Linked DNA regions of Homo sapiens: region 2 is linked to region 1. Evidence: chromatin loops called from intact Hi-C (ENCODE). Cell type or tissue: left ventricle myocardium inferior. All regions are shown on one strand. Each heading gives the region's core, and the rest is flanking DNA. Links, peaks and the distances in the headings are about the cores only.

Region 1 (2,817 bases), core at 318-2,817:
TATAAAATGTTTAAAGAAATGCAGGGGAGAGACCATTTAGAAAAGCCTCAGATGGCAGCCATCATCTCATAACCAGCTGTTTTAAAAATTCTTATGACACACTGAGAACCTGAAAAATTCCACTGTACTTCATTTTTTCCCTTTTACTATATCAAAGTATGGGTACATAAGCTGCCTAGCAAAACAATCCAAGGAGCTCTATCTTGTGGAAAAAGTAGCTAGTATAGATCAGCTATTGTAGTTACTAGATACTGGATGTCTTCCAGAAGAGATGAAAAAAATAACAATTCTATTCAAAAATTTTGATCCCATTTGAAATAAAGCAAGGAAACCTAAGTTGTATTATATACTAAAAAAGCTGGGCTTGTGATAAGTTGCCAAAGCTTCAAACTTGATTAATGTGGGGAAGAAGGGCTCAGAAGGCTGGTAAAACTAAATAAATACTGAAAATGTTAAGGGGAGACAAAAAAAAGCCAGACTTCTCAACACTGCTTATTAATTTCCCTAAAGTTAAGGTTGCCTAATTTTATAATCTCTCTGTGGGACAAAAAGAAAGAAAGAAAGAAAAAATCCTGGCTAAAATATGTATCATTCACAATCTGATGGCATACTTTTGTTGCTGTTATACACTGTAATGTCTTAACTCTGAAGTTTAGAAATCAGTATTCGTAAACAAGCAACGTTTTTACAGCAGTAAGTCCTCCTGCATCATTAAATCATGACTAAGGGTAAAGGCCAAGGTTAACAGCAAATGTCAAAATTTTAAAGGACATAAAGGCTATAGGTCCCAAATCCATAACCAAGATTTTAAAACTTTGGCTCCCACATTAAAAGTATTTTTTTAATGTTAAAAATAAATTTAAAAATATCAAGTAGAACAAAAGTTCTGACCTGAAATATGACACTTCGGTGAAGGAAGCTAGTAATGGCAGCAGAGTGCCTTAAGGCTTCCATCTAGAGAAACAGACCCAAAACATTAAAAGCCCTCACCCTATTAATTATAATGCATTTTGACCTCTAAAAACCCTCTTACCTGTTTACAAGAGTTTATACAGCTGTTTGCCACTGGAACACCACCTTGCAGAGTATAACCGTGGCATCCTTTGTTGATAATCACCTGTTGCCTAGCAATCATCATCCCGCATGGAGACAGACAGCACTAGGGCTCTTCCATCCGAGGTTAAAATTCAAAACAAGCCCAACAAGCCTGCATTTCAAGGTGGTCTTCGTCTGCAACTAGTTAAGTTTAAAACTGGCAAACAACAACAATGGTGTCTGAAGCCAATGGTGCAGCATTGCTGGCTTCCTCTTGAACTCCAGCGTTGTCACCGTGCACTGAAGTCTCCTGCTGCAAACAGGGGAGTTGTTCTCCTGTACTGGGAACAGGCTTCCAAAACTCAGGAGCCCCTCTGTACAGGATAATGCAGGAACTAAAGGCAAACATTTTTCCTCCTTAAGGATGCCTCCATCTTTTTCCTCACAATCTGTACTACCAACCGAAGTGACTGGGCCTGAGTGTGCGTTCGTACCTATGAAACCGTCACGGTGCATGCACATCCAAGGCATGTGGAACCAAAGGTCAAATAAGGCACAGATACCAAGTAACGGTTCTAATTACAAACGCTAGCTCTCAGGAACTCTTCATCCATTCAGAACTAAACCCATCACTGCATAACTCTGGTAAGAAGCCCCTGGAGACGGAGGAGCTCCTCAAATGTGTCAGGAAAGGCTTTATTAACATCATCATTAACATTTAAAAAGCAAACGGAGCATTTCTCCTTCTTTTGGCAATTTGGTGCAAATGTTAAGTGCAAGATAAAGCAATTTCAAACTTTTCTTCAAATTAAAAATGAAACTAAGGCCAAACGTGATGGGTGAACAAAATAAATCAAAACTTAAATTTCAGCAACTCCAGCTCTTCAAACCAGCAAAAGCCCCCGACTCAGGCACTGTGGTGAGGCTTAGGGTGCCTGCCCCGGCTTCTTGCGTGCCAGCAAACAGCACCATTTCCTCATCACGTTGAGAACCGAGAAGCAAATGATCCCCTTCACTGCAAACAAAGGGGGTCAACAGTAACACTAGTGATCCTTCAGAATTGACACACCGTGATAGTCAAAATGAAATTGATGGTCTCCCTGCTTCTTGCTCAAGACATACAAGATCTGAGCAGCAGCAAGCACCCCCTCGGCTGCAAACAAAGGGGTCAAAGGTTTGCCGTCAATTCACTTCCAGGCAGAAAAACATTTTCCTCAAAAGAAACAATTTATTTAGAATAAAACAAAAGCAGCTCAACTGTGAGCGCACGTTTGAGAGACAGCTACTCTTAAGCTGTGTGAGCCATAAAAAGGGTTTTTCTTTACTTTTCCAGAAATCTTGTGTACACAGCACAAATCAAAGAGGTCATTTTTTTTCCACTTAAAACACCGGCATTGGCATCACAATAGCAGATACACAACTTTAAGCTGCCATTTTAGTAAAATGCACAAATACTAAACAGATTAGCTTTCTTCCATCAGAGGCCCATGTAAACTCCACATAAGCCACAACTTCTCTTCAAAAAGGTCCATTAGAGCTTTGAATTCCATATCTTCATCCGCTGTTCAACCAGTTTTGCTTGCGGAGGGGGGGAAAAAAAGGTTATTCAGTACAAATGTTTACAATATTAAAAATATATATATTTCCCCTATGCCATTATAGATGAACATAACATTAACAAGACCTTCCTGGATGGTTCACCTCAACTTCAAAAAGCACCAATAATACCCACTGGCATAAACCTTGAAATGAATTTACTGTATGAATAGACATATAACAAGT
Region 2 (2,817 bases), core at 318-2,817, 55 kb before region 1:
CTCTATGAGCAATCAGGTGACATATATCATCTCTATTTTCCAGGCCGCGGGACCCTGTCAGATGAGCATGCTGGAGTGATATCTGTTCTAGCCCAGCAAGCAGCTAAGCTAACCTCTGACCCCACTGATATTCCTGTGGTGTGTCTAGAATCAGATAATGGGTGAGTAGATTTCAGCAGATCCTTTCCTTTTTGTTCAGAAAAATTCCTGGTAAAATTGGCGGGGGCCGGCCCTGTGTTCATCAGTGATTCCTTATTCAGACTACTTTGGGAAAAGTTCTTAATCTTTTGAATCACAGGAACAGACAAGTTGATCCCTAAAGCTAATGTGCTCTCAGGCCACAATGCTATTTAAATGAAGAATAAGAATTGGCAGAAGCTATCAGTTTACCAACAAAAAGAAAGTAACAAATAGCACAAAGGAAAACTAATCAGAGAATAAAAATTACTTTTTTTTTTTTTCTTTTTGAGGCAGGGTGTTGCTCTGGCACCAGGCTGGAGTACAGTGGTGTGATCATGGGTCACTGTGACTTCAACCCCACCGGGCTCAAGCGATTCACCCAACTCAGCCTCCCGAGTTGTAGCTGAGACTACAGGTGTACACTACCACACCCAGCTAATTTTTGTATTTTTTTGTAGAGATGAGGTTTCACCATGTTTCCCAGGCTGGTCTCGAACTCCTGGGCTCCAGTAATTTGCCCGCCTCAGCCTCCCAAAGTGCTGGGATTACAGGAATGAGTCACTGCACCCAGCCAAAAATTACTTCTAAAGCAATAAAATTACTAAAGATATTCCAAGTGATGGTCCTCAGAATAATATGTGAAAAAAAGTATATATATACAACTGCTACTATCACAGCCTTGTAAAAAGAAAAAACATACAGTCATGCATTGCTTAACAATGGGGATATGTTCTGAGAAATGTGTCAGGCAGTTTTGTTGTATGAACATCATAGAGTGTACTTAAACCTAGGTGGTACACCCTATTACACACCTAGGCTGTATTGCTCTTAGACTACAAAGATTTGTAGCCTAAATAATGTAGGCAGTTATAACAGTGGTATTTATGTATCTAAACGTAGAGAAGATACAGTAAAAGTATGGTATAGGGAAATTTTTTAAAAGGTATATCTGAATAGGGCACTTACCATAATGGAGCTTACAACACTGGAAGTTGCTCTGAGTGAGTCAATAAAACTTTTTGACTTTATAATAACACTTAAAACAGTTGTACAGCTGTACAAAAATTCTTTTTTTAAACTTTTTTACTTTTTAGACTTTTTTGTTAAAAGCAAAGAAGAAACACACATTAGCCTAGGCCTGCACAGGGTCAGGATCATCAATATCACTGGCTTCTATCTCCACATCTTCTCCCACTGGAAGGTCATCCAGGGCAGTAACATGCATGGAGTTGTCATCTCCTGTAATGATGATACCTTCTGGAATACCTCCTAAAGGACCTGTCTGAGGCTGTTTTATAGTTAACCTTGTCTTAATAAGTAGGAGTAGTATACTCTAAAATAATGATAAAAAGTAGGCCCGGCATGGTGGCTCACACTTGTAATCCCAGCACTTTGGGAGGCCAAGGCGGGCAGATCACTTGAGGTAAGGAGTGTGAGACAGCCTAACCAACATGGTGAAACCCTGTCTCTACTAAAAATACAAAAATTAGGCATGGTGGCAGGCACCTGTAATCCTAGCTACTCAGGAGGCTGAGGCAGGAGAATTGCTTGAACCCGGGAGGCAGAGGTTGCAGTGAGCTGAGATCACGCCACTGCCCTCCAGCCTGGGCAACAGAGCAAGACTCCGTCTCAAAAAAAAGAAAAAAAGTATAGTAAATACATAAACCATAGCATAGTCATTTATTATTATCAAGCGTTACGTACTGTACATAATTGTATGTGCTATACTTTTTATGACTGGCAGCACAATTTGTTTACACCAGCATTACCACAAACATGTGAGTAGTGTGTTGTGCTATGTGATGCTGGGACGGTTAAAAGGTCACTAGGCAATAGGAATTTTTCAGTTCCATTATAATCTTACGGGACCACCATCATATGTAGGGTCCACTGTTGACTGAAGCATTGTTATGCAGCACATGACTGTATCATATACATGCAAAGAAAACAAAGACCAGTAAAGCCTTTTTTTTGTAGTTCCAGCTACTGAGGTGGCTGAAGCAGGATTGCTTGAGCCCAGGAGTTTGAGGCCAGCTTGGGCAACATAGCAAGACAGTGCCTAAAAAACCGAAACAAAGAACCAGGGAAATATTAACAGTGGTTGTCTGTGTGTAGTAGGATTAAGGATTCATTTCGTGTTCACATGCTATATGTTTATGTATTTCCCAAATGTTTTGTTATGTTTAAATATTGCTTTTATACGTAGAAACAATTACATTATTTTAAATATTGTATCCTAAAGCAAACAACATCTTTAATCTTGCAGTGAAGTCCCACTGATTACGTTTTACTGAATATTTTCTTCCTGCATTTCAGGAACATTATGATCCAGAAACACGATGGCATCACGGTGGCAGTGCACAAAATGGCCTCTTGATGCTCATATCTGTTCTTCAGCAGCCTGTCATAGGAACTGGATCCTACCTATGTTAATTACCTTATAGAACTACTAAAGTTCCAGTAGTTAGGCCATTCATTTAATGTGCATTAGGCACTTTTCTGTTTATTTAAGAGTCAATTGCTTTCTAATGCTCTATGGACCGACTATCAAGATATTAGTAAGAAAGGATCATGTTTTGAAGCAGCAGGTCCAGGTCACTTTGTATATAGAATTTTGCTGTATTCAATAAATCTGTT

The links. Peaks named below come from ENCODE experiments on the same cell type or tissue, not always from the same donor. Only the 100,000 strongest peaks of a DNase experiment are listed, where the experiment ranks them.
Region 2: a loop joins it to region 1, with 4 times the contacts of the local background. A loop is called at or near these places in 85 of 110 quality-filtered maps.

What each region holds. Positions count from the first base shown.
Region 1 is chr1:110,346,104-110,348,920 of GRCh38, reverse strand. It overlaps RBM15 (RNA binding motif protein 15), which reads right to left. Exons shown (of 3, transcript NM_022768.5): 3 at 2,244-2,613. Among named protein-coding and RNA genes, the nearest start is that of RBM15, 8.1 kb to the right of the region's middle. In left ventricle myocardium inferior, for the core only: no CTCF peak of the experiment used is centred there; no DNase peak of the experiment used is centred there; H3K27ac peaks cover 460 bases.
Region 2 is chr1:110,401,263-110,404,079 of GRCh38, reverse strand. LAMTOR5 (late endosomal/lysosomal adaptor, MAPK and MTOR activator 5) reads left to right here. Exons shown (of 4, transcript NM_001382293.1): 3 at 44-161; 4 at 2,497-2,817. The coding sequence ends at 2,557. Among named protein-coding and RNA genes, the nearest start is that of LAMTOR5, 5.0 kb to the left of the region's middle. In left ventricle myocardium inferior, for the core only: no CTCF peak of the experiment used is centred there; no DNase peak of the experiment used is centred there.